Regions from separate parts of the Homo sapiens genome. Here region 1 is linked to region 2. Evidence: chromatin contacts called from ENCODE Hi-C data. All regions are on one chromosome and are shown on one strand. The core of a region is the stretch at or near the end of the contact, and the rest is flanking DNA. Distances in the headings are between cores, read along the strand shown.

Region 1 (5,664 bases), core at 1,427-3,926, 1.1 Mb before region 2:
GGGCAAGTGGCTGTGCAACAAGCCTCCTATCACAAAAAAAAAAGGCATAATGCTCATGGGGCTTCTCAGTGTATTGGAGGCAATAATAAAAGATGGCACAGTCCAAAATGAGAGGTCCACGACCAGGATTCCAAGCATACTATGCAAAGTGATCATGGCTACCCTTGTCTCCCTAATTCCTGTGTCTTTTCACCGTTCCATAAGCCACCTGAATATCCTTTTATCACAACATGTTCTACTTACATTAGCCAGAGTTGATTTCTTACATTTGCATGCAAGAACCCTCATAAGTACAGTTTCCAAATTGAAGAACAGCAAAAATTACAGTTACAATAAATTCACTATCATAAAGAAGTATTTATATAATAGTAAGTAAAAATAGCAAGATACAAAATGTTATGCACATAAATGAGTACAATAAATATAGAAACTGCATAGAAAACATTGGAAGGAAATATATCAAACTGTTGAGTGGTTTCCTCTGATAATGGGAAAATAGATGATTTTTCTTTTTCTTTCTATGTCCATTTATTTCCAATTTTCTATAATGAATACCTAATTCATTTATAATAGAAAATGCTTATCTTGTAAAAATCAGGTTAGCAGGAAGATAATAAAACCTGCAAAGACTCCATATATTAGACACTGTTAATGTTTTTGCATGCTAAGCTAGACTAAAATCCCTTTTCATAAAAAAAAAAAAAAAAAAAAAAAAAAAAAAAAAAACTTGTTAGGATAAACGAACCAGTACAGAAGAGTTCTTTGAGCTCATTAAAAGTCACACGTAGCATTCCTCTCAGGAGCTGCATTTATTACTCTCCCTGCCCAGCTGACGGAAATCACCAAACAGGTCTATGAAAAAGGAAGTAAAAAAGGTACCTTCAAATGAGAGACCAGAGCCTAGAAACTTGCTGTATTCGTTTCCTACCACAAACTCAATTCTTAAAACCATACACATTTATTATGTTACAGTTCTGAAGGTCAGAAGTCTAAATGGGATCTCAGCAGGGCTATGCTTCTTCTGGAGGCTTTAGGGAAGAATTAGTTTCTTTGCTTTTTCCAGCTTCTAGAGGCTGCCTGCATTACTGAGTTCACGGCTCTTCCTCACATGACTCAGACCTCTCTTTCCATCACTACATTTTCTTATCTGACTCTAACTCTACAGCCTCCCTCTTCAAAGGACCCTTGTGATTACAGTGGGCCAATCTAGGCAATCTAGGATAACTCCCCATCTCAAGAGCTTTTACTTAATCATATCTGCAAAGTCCCTTTTGCCATGCAGGATAACATATCCATAGGTTTCAGGAATTAGAATGTGAATATCTTGGGGGAAATAGTGCATTATTCTGTCTACTACACTTTGCTTTTCAAAACCGTAGTGATCAAATGAAAGACGCATTGCCTTCCTGGAATAGTGGAGGAATATGACTCAATCCTTTCAGGGCAGTTCCCCCACTGCAGGTCCCCAGCCTGGCTGGTCCCAGCAGGTGAGGGGCTGATAAAGGAGTTGAGCTGACCGCCCCTCCCCAACCCTCAAACAGGGCTTTATGATATTGCATTTTAAAAAGAGATTTATTGATGATTTTTTTTAAGTTTGAAGACCACTGTGCTCCTTGAAAATGCTCGGGCAGACTGAGAAAATCTTGATTTTTTGTTGTTGTGACTTCATTAGACTAGCCTATTTCCTTCATAATATCTGCCAGACTGGAGAATATTCCACATTTACGTGGTAACTCCTCCCAACAAATTATTTTATATCTGCCCAACAGAGAAGCAAAGTATAAGACATGAGTCGTAATGCAATTATAAGGCATCTTGGGAAAGGAAATAAAAGAAGAAAATGAAAGCCGAACTTTATTCTGGGATGGCTTTTGCTTAATATCAGCAACAGTATATCAAAACAACTAAAAAATCCCCTTTTCACACAATTTTTTTTACCATATATCGCCAGTTTGGTGGAGTTGGGGAGAAATTTTGTATGTTGTGTGTGTTTTACGTTGTAACAGGCTGTTGTTTCAAGAACTACATTGGTGTATGATGTCATGATTTACAAAATGTTTCACACACATTATTTGTGGGTATACATTGTTTAATGCATTTAATAGAATAAACATTCACTTTTAACAATATCTTTGTCTCTATTAACATTTCAGCTTAGCATCAAAGTGGTATGATGGTAATTGTTTAACAACTGGCTCCTTCTTCCACATACCCCTCCCCCTCAGAAAAAGCCCTGACTGAAGATTTCCATATGTAAACATCCCTGCCATAGTTGATTGCAAGCTACCAATGCATCGCTCAAATAGGAGTCAGGATGTGCACAATCAGCTCTTGCAAGTAAATTGGAGTGAGCTCCAGAATATCACTCAGTTTAACATTCAAGCTTCCTGTTTGTGGAGACGGATCCCTAGAAGGCTTAACTAGCAGAAAAACATCACCCTTGGAAGAAACATCGCAGTGATACTATGAAGCCCAAACCAGTTTTCACAGGAGTTATGTGATGTAGTGGATACAGTGTTCCGCCAAGTTGCTCTCAGGTCCTCTTTGCTGTTTCTGGCTTCAGTGTGCCTTAACCTCCAACAAATGACACTTGTTACTCTGCTTTGGAAGCAGCCCTCAAGGCTCTGAACATGCTGGCTCCGCCCTTACGTGGTGCTCAGCCAATGACTGATTGGGGGCGGGACCAAGCAAGCCCAGCTGCCTCTCTTACGTGCTTCCCTGCGGGGTTAGAATCCTGAGACTTAGCTTGGAATCACACCCTCGGTTCCCTCACTCTTTTCTGTTTGTCCAAAGAGTGTTTCTCCAGCAAATCACTCACACATGAATCCTCATCTCAAGGTCTGCTTCTGATGCTAAACTATTAAATCGACAGAAATGTGAGGAGTTCTTACTCATGTTTTCTAAAGCTCTGGCTCCGGGGTGTTCCCAAGATAATAGAGGGCTGTTTGATCATCCTACCACTTTCTGATGACTCCCAAGCATGGGAGTGGCATTTCAAAAGATGCACAGTGAGAAAGGTATGCCATAATATGGGGGAATTCTACTTATATCATAAACTAACTAGATCTTTTCTGGCTAAGAAAAAAGGATCTCTGCTCTCTGTGGAAAAGATTCCATTTGTTTTTGGAAACGCATCCTGTAACTAAGTGGAAAGATCCACTGTGCTTGTAAAGATGATGCCAACTGAACAATCTGTAACAAGAAATGTCTACGTAACAAAGCAAAGGAAAGACACAGGTATTGACGCCTGGAGACTCTCTTTGGTTTCACACACACACACAAAACGAAGAACCCAGAGGAATGTTTGTGTTCCCAGACTAAAACATAAAAATCCTACTACCAGAAAATTTTTAAAAGTTCTTCACAACCGGGGATGAGCATTCTTTCACTGTGTAAAGCACACACCTGTTGGTATCCTTACTTGACTGACTGAAGAAATGTGGGTGAAATAATGCCTTTACTTTCTGTGCAAATCATAAAACTGAAATAGGGTGAAATACACTGTGTGATTAGAAAATGGGAAATACAGAAGACCCTTTTACATTCTCATCTGTCAGGCTTTCATTGTCCTCTGGAAGAGGAAATGTTAAATTCTCATATAGCTTCTAAAGAACAGATAAATGCAGTCCAAAAATAAAGCAGTTGCTTCTAGGCAAGGATAAAAATATGAATAAATTGGAAATATTGCAGAAGTTTGTAATTTGTGTTTGCACATGAATTACCATAATTATTGAAAAAAAGCAGTCCAAACATAAATTCTGAAGCCATGCATTCTCAGACACCTTGCAAATTACCATCTAAAGATAGAGCATAAGGGGTTAAATCTTGAGACATTCTTTTTTATTTTACTGATGTAAAATCACTCCACCTAATTATAAAGTTTTCCCATTTGAGGAAAGCAATGATTTCAAAGGAAAGATCTTTAAAGTGCCACAGATTGGAAATAGATTAGCAAGGAACATAAATTGATAGAAAAATTTTAATATCATGCTAACTTTGTACATAATGGTGATGAGGAAAAGAACTGCAAAAGGGTGCCAAGGTTGTAAAATTAATTACAGACTTTATTTACATAAAATATTACATATGGAGGCAAAGATATGACAGATTGTTATGAACTAGTGTGTATTTGTGTTCAAACTTGTTGCTCACAGAAAAACAAGTCCAGGAATGAATAAAACACATCACACACATATTAGGGTTGCACACAGCTTCTTTACTGTCAGGGAAATGCAGCTTTACTGGATTCGGTGCCTTTAAGTAAGAAGTAGATTTCTAGAGCTGGTAGAGAAATACAAGTGAGCGATGGAAAAAAGAGAAAGAGTAATCATACAAGACCATTCAGCTTCAGAGGCAATAAGCCAATATCTGAAACAAAATAGATTTGTTTCTCTCATGTAAAACCTTGAAGGATCCTTATGAATGTTTCTTCCATCCCCACTGTTCCTTTGTCACCTTCCCCACAGAAGTGTACTGATGGCAATTTAGTTACAATTATTATTTTCTTCCCATTCATTCCACTGGTATTGCCTAGGCCTTCAACTTTCAAGTCCTAAAGTTGTTCAAGGTAAAATCTTGTCTCATATTTTTCACAGGTCTCACTTGTGGCCATGTGGATAAGCGATAAGTAGTGGGAGGAAAGGGCATGAGGGAGGGGGCTAGGGAAGAACTAGAAGCCAAATAACAAAGCCTAGTTGGAAATTGCCCCATAGAGACATAATCTTTGACAGGCGACTAAGTGCATAGCATCTCCTAACCCTATCTCCCTTTGTGCTGCACAACGGCGCCAGATCGTGGCACTGAGTGAGGTTCCATCCAATGCCAGACAGAGGGGAGATGTGTGCAGAAAACAATAAGCCATAGTGTTGGTTTAGAACTGTGGGTGACAAGTTGCTGACAGGCTGTAGCCTGACACAAGGCTGGCAAGGGACACAGCAAGGAAACCAATAATGAGACACTGTTTGCATCCACAAATGGGCACCTAGTAAAGAGACATGAAGAAAAGGTCACTGGGCAGAAATGCATGATTGACAGAGCACAAGAAGGTAAAAGTTATCCACCCTGAGAAACATCTGTTCATGGCCAGCAGGAGCCGTGAGCCTGTGAAAGTGAAGACTGGCCCCTGAGGAGCTGCTGCAGAGAAGCAGGGTGCGATATTCTCCAAGTTAGCAATGACAAGCCAGCGGCTGCCCAATGCACACACCCTGACACATGCAGGTCTTAGGAGTCCTGTTTAAGGACTTATCACTGCCCCTGGGTGTTATTTAATCTTACTGAGTGCCACGATTGTGATAATCCTTGGGATTAAAAAAAAACTATAGCCAATTCTTCGGAGCAGGGCTGTGAAGAATTGAGGAACATGGGTGCACTCAGTATGTCCAAGAAAGCTCAGTAGACTGCACATTTTCAAAACACTGAATAAAAGCTACAGGAAACTCACTGATAAGAAAAACTGAAATGACTCATGGGTCTGTTTGAGGTTATTCCAACTTAGATTATGAAAGAAAGAGCACCTGAGATCTGAGACCCTTCTCAAGGGCAAATATCTGAGAAATAGTTCTGAATAGAAGTGTACACCATCCTTTAACACCCAAAAATCAGTCGGGGTTCAGACCAGATGAGCGTGTGTCTTCTACTCCATGTCACATTGTCTATCATGCTCTT
Region 2 (5,603 bases), core at 733-3,232:
AGGGTTAATGACAGACTTCAAAAAAACCAAACCCTAGGTCAGGGCCTGGACTAAGCAACACTTCAAAGTTGCTTCTCCTCTCAAAGCAGTTTCTTCTGTCTGTGCTTCCCCTAGTTCCTCACCACACCCTCAGTCTGGCTAGTCCTCCCTTCACAATGACAGGTCAGAGATCCTTACTGAAAGATACGGTGTTTATTCTCTGTGAGAGTAATATGTTATAGTAAGCGGGAGATTTCACTCAACACCTGATTGGTGATGATGGAGAAGGGGGCCGGTCTTTTTCCACTTCTCTAATGGTAATATTTTCTCCCAACTTGCTTGCATGTTTACAGCAAGCTTCAGTGTATAGCTAAATTTTACCCAGTGGAAATTATGGGGATCGCAATATGCAATTTAAGTAAGTAACTCTTTAGTTACTTTGACCCAACTAAAATACTAAAGCAGAAAAAAAAAGGGGTGAACCAAGTTGCAGGCCTCTTCCTGCAAGCAATGTAGTGAGGTAGAAAATGGGATCAATGTACTTGTGTTCCCTCAAGATACATCTCCCTTCTCCATCCAAACTGTTGAACTAAATGAAGAGTGAGGTCCTTGAGGAATGAGCTTTTCCCCGTTTTGTTAATGGGGGAGGCTAATATTCCTGAAAGATAGCTCTAAAATGTTGTCAGAACAGTCAAGAGTTAACAGCAATTGTCCATGGCTCCAGAAGCCTGATTGTTACTTGTCAAATTGCTTCCGGTGTTCTTTCCCACATGAAAGAGGGGGGTGACTGACTGGCTATTAGGGCAATAGGGGATTTGATGTCTGTTTGACCACACCCCAGCCTCCTGGGTGTGATTTTGATTTATATTAAAGCTGACAAAATGAATCAAATGTTTGCTGACCTTGTGTATATAGAATAGCTTGGGTTGGATCTTGAGAGAAATTACCTGTTGGAGAGGGGAAAGAGAAAGTTACCATCAACACTCCTGATTTTATTTTATTTATTTTTTTTTTTGAGACGGAGTCTCGCTCTGTCGCCCAGGTTGGAGCACAGTCGCGCGATCTCGGCTCACTGCAAGCTCCGCCTCCCAGGTTCGCAGCATTCTCCTCCTTCAGCCTCCTGAGTAGCTGGGACTACAGGCGCCCGCCACCGCGCCCGGCTAATTTTTTTTTTTTTTTTTTGTATTCTTAGTAGAGACGGGGTTTCACCGTGTTAGCCAGGATGGTCGTGATATCCTGACCTCGTGAGCCGCCCACCTCGGCCTCCCAAAGTGCTGGGATTACACGCGTGAGCCACCACGCCGGGCCAAACACTCCTGATTTTAATACATCATGCCATAGGATGAAGTTAATTTTTAGCTCCGTTGAGAGGAAACAACTACCATCCTGCCGCATAGTAGAGAGTCTGGAGAAAAACAGTGTCAGCTGAAACCTCTACTTTCTTTAATTTCATTAAAAAATTGATCTCATTGATGCCATCAACTGTGCTTCTGGGTAAAGTCGCTGGTTCACATTTTCAGTTTCAATTTCCCTTGCTTCTCTTGCTTCAGTTTCAGTAGCAACAGGAAGTTTGGGTAATTCTATATCATTTAAATGTGAAGAGGAAGAAAGAAAACCCTTTATAAACACATCCTGATGAGTGAGTGTCAGAAAATTCTATGCAGAGACGTGGAGTAATCAAAGAGCAAATTCAGAAAATATTCTCTAAGTTTAGGATTTGTAGACTACTGAATTATAAATTTATACTGATTAATACATAGCAAAGGTTACATTAATATATTAAATCATGAATTTATATTATCTTGAGGTGATTGACCCTATGAGGTCACTTATAAATTGATTTTATGAGCACATAACACTTTATCTCTTTCCACCCTCTAAGTCTGTATATTATTAAAATACAGAAGACTAGACTTGATGTGTTTCAAAACTTCAGGCGCAGGTTAAGTTCCACCACTCAGTTCTGCTTCACTTGTTCTCACTCTGAGTCACTCAACCTCTGAACACGTTTTTCATTTGGTCAACTTATTTGAGCATTTGTCCAAGTAGCCTGAGTGGGTCTAAGTATAAGACATGAAATAAAGAGCTTGACATGGCAGAGACTGTCAGACTTTCAGAGAGAAAAAACAGTTTACTTAAGAATCTCAGAAATAGCTGGTCATGTCTAAGTTAGGGTCCCTAAGAAAATACAGGTGATTTCACTTTGTATTTCCCCCATTCCTTTCCCCCTTCCATTTCCGAAATTTGGTATTTTGAAAAGGATGAAGATCGATTTGGAAGTAGCTTACTTTAAAAAGGAACATAGTAACAGGAAATTGTAAAGTAACATTCTGTTAGGTTTCAAGGCTGATTTGTGTTAACAAGCTGACCACAGCCCTAAGACATGCTTGAAACCCTTAGTGCAGGGAGACAAAATAGGAACAGGGCTGAGCCTGATGCGGCCTCATTTGGGTTTGGTTGTTGCTGCCCCACTTGTAAAAACAATACAGACTGCGAAATAGACAGTCGTCCCTCAGTATCCTTGGGGTACTGGTTCCAGGACCCCCTCTGATACCAAAACCCATGGATGTTTAAATCTCTTATATAAAATGGTATAGTATTTGCATATAACCTATGCTTATCCTCTTGCATACTTTAAATCATCTCTATAATACCTAATACGAATGCTATGGAAATAACAGTTATACTGTATTGTTTATATTTTTGTCATATTATTTTTTATTGAATATTTTTGATCCACGATTGGCTGAATTCATGGATGTGGAACCCACAGATATGAAGGGCCTGATTGTACTAACTGATACCAGATCATTAGGCAATTCTCTTACTGGGGCTGCAGATCCAAAATCCAGACCACGTTTCTCTGAGTAAAGGTGTAATTTCCTCTGAAAAGACTAAATGTTTTCACTGCCAGTTTCCCAGGGGAGAGGTTGGTTCAGCAGGAATTTTGGGAGGAGGGTGTCCAGAGTGTTAGGTGAGTGGAAACCTTCCTCATTTCTTTTAGTGCAGATGTCAATTTGGCTCCAATTCTAAAGAAGTGCTGATAACTGAAGGTTTCTAGTGGGGTAGCTGAACTACCTTTGGTGACCTGGAAACAGGTAGCAAAGAGGGCAGAGCAGTAGCCTGGTAAGGGTGGAGAGGATTCCACTGGAGCTTGGCCGCTCTCATAAAGTACTATCTGGACCCTTTCTTTCATTATTCTGGAACGGTCAGGAAAGTCTGGTCTCTACTGTGGGCAACAAAGAGGAAAATAAGTCTTTTCCCCAGGGTCAAACAAGATGACAGAAGTCACCAGCAGAAGATGGTAGTGCCCACTGAAGCAGCAAGTTAACTGGAGTCACTGTCCCTAGGAGGCAGCCCAGGAATGGGCAAGAGGGCAACCCATTTCTGGGTACACATTACACTGTACCCTGGGAACCGCTGAGGATCACGAGGGGCATATTTTAAGGGTGGCTATTTCTGCCAGTAATGCTGGAAAGCATTCATGGCATAATGCCATGATATGTAGCAGAATCCACCACAGTGTCTGTACGAAATGTTTAAGTAGGTAATTCATTCTGTCAGTTATTAAGTGTTATGAATCTGAAATCATTAAAACAATGTACTGCACAAGAAATAGGCAGATAAGCAGACCAGAATACAGTTTATACACAAACCGATAATGAAATATCATGGGGTAATGGTGATTTAAAATAAATGTTGAAAGAAAGGATCGTCAAATAAAGTGTATTACAACAAACGGGTAGCCATTTTCCTACCTCACTCCATATAAGAAAATAAATTCTGGAGGGATCAAAAATATAAACACAAAAAATGAAACTATGAAAGTAAGAGGAAAACATAAGCATATTATAAATAAACCTTGGTGTGAGCAAGACACACAATTCAATAGCCCTAAGAAAAGATTAATTGGTTTGTGTGGGGAAAAAACAAGTACGAAATAATCATAACAGTTCTAATACATATAAATAAACCAATATTCAGAGAGTTTATAAAAATTTTTAAAAACCCTAGTAATTCAATATTAAAAACTGGCGAAGATGAAATGCAAATTACCAATGTATAAAAAAAACTCAAACCTTAAGTACAAATCAACAATTATCAGATATTAATGCAGTGATAAAACTAGTAAGTTCAATAATCAAAAACTTTGGTAAAAGGGGCAGGAAAATATACTCGCAAATGTTGAGTAGTAGTATAAGGTAGTACAGTACAGTTTAAGAAGGCAATTTGGCAGTATCTATGAATATTTAAATGCATACATTCTTTATCTCAGCAATTACTTGCTAGGAACTTATCCTATGGCTGTACCCACACAATCATTTCAAGGATGTTCAGTGCAGCAATAATTATAATAAAAGTATCCAACTCAATTATCAATAGAGGAATGGCTTAAAAATTGTGGCACATCCATACAGAGATCTAGTTAACTATTAAAAAGAATTATCTCTAAGTTATTAAACAGTAAGCAGAAAAGGCAAGGAGCAGAATGATGTGTTTAGTTTGGAAATGAGTACAGTTCTGTTATTTTCTGTTTATGGCTGGACAAAGGGACTGCTGGGTGGGGCTGTAGCAGATTATAGCTTTTCATTTTATATTCATTCTCTTTTACCAAGCACATACATTACCTTTGTATAAAAACTTAAAAATATTTTTAACAGGAAAGACATTATCCTCAAACCATGCAGTAATGCCCAACTTGAATATATTTATTCAAGATCTAAGGAAGGAAATTTCAGGGGTACTGGAGTTATTGAAAAATAAACCTAAAAACATGCCAATGAAAGAAAATGGCTGTGGGTCTCAGAAAAAAATGGTACACTGACTGCACCTGGGAAAAAACTGGAACTCTCGAAGAATTGAAGTTAACTGGGCTTTGGCAAATTTGTGAATATATCGACTCTTTCACATGAAGTTGTACCTGAGCCTTATTCTTTAAATCCAGTTCAAATGCCACAATTTCTTTGAAACTTCTCAGATCCCTAAACACTTAATATACAGTCCTCTTATAGTTCTTTGTAAATACCTCTATCATAGTCCTGAGGAGGCTATTTGTTCACTGGCATGTCAGCCCCCAACCCAAATGTGAGATCCTTCAGGCAAGCCTTAACCACAGGTTTCGCCCTCCTTTCTCTTCTATAGCTGACAAACCATGAGCCTGGTGAAAGTTTGTTGAATGGGTGATTTAATGACTGGAGGAAAAAAAAGAGCTGTTGCTTTTTTTGGATTTTAGGATAGAAAACTTGTAACTTGACATGTAAATTAATTATTAACTAACTCGACACAGTTTTCTCCTTACCAGTGTTAGGCACGACCCTACCTTTGTTTTGTCATCAGAGATCACTTGTTGCTTCAGTAACCAAGAGCACTGAGCTACACCAAGTGACAGTGCTTTGGAATGTCTAATGGTCACTGTAGAGAAAAGGAACCTGAGCTCTCCTCCCTAATAGCAAATACACACAATCTTCTGCCCACACTTGAGGTTTTGTTCTTTTTCTGGACTGTATTCTCCAACGTAAATGCGAGGTTTTTTGCCTGATGGTGTATGATACGTGGAGTTCAAATCAAGATTTTCTCAAGCAGAAAACCTGTTTAGGAGTCCCTCCATATCTATGAGAAAAGCA

What was found. Hi-C counts contacts between places; a loop is a spot of excess contacts on that map. Pooled maps may share reads with other maps.
Region 1: a loop to region 2 is called in a map with no recorded cell type, with 13 times the contacts of the local background. The contact joins two enhancer-like sites. A Hi-C loop is called at or near these places in 2 of 37 single-sample maps with no recorded cell type and 2 of 50 pooled maps.

What each region holds. Positions count from the first base shown.
Region 1 is chr7:8,387,068-8,392,731 of GRCh38, reverse strand. No RefSeq gene overlaps it. Among named protein-coding and RNA genes, the nearest start is that of NXPH1, 44 kb to the left of the region's middle. Within about 2 kb of position 2,676, at least 2 of the 41 ENCODE cell types and tissues checked have a DNase peak (open chromatin) inside an H3K27ac peak, as active enhancers do.
Region 2 is chr7:7,254,875-7,260,477 of GRCh38, reverse strand. LINC03016 (long intergenic non-protein coding RNA 3016) reads right to left here and starts at 5,324. Exons shown (of 4, transcript NR_108073.1): 1 at 5,300-5,324; 2 at 882-926. Within about 2 kb of position 1,982, at least 10 of the 41 ENCODE cell types and tissues checked have a DNase peak (open chromatin) inside an H3K27ac peak, as active enhancers do.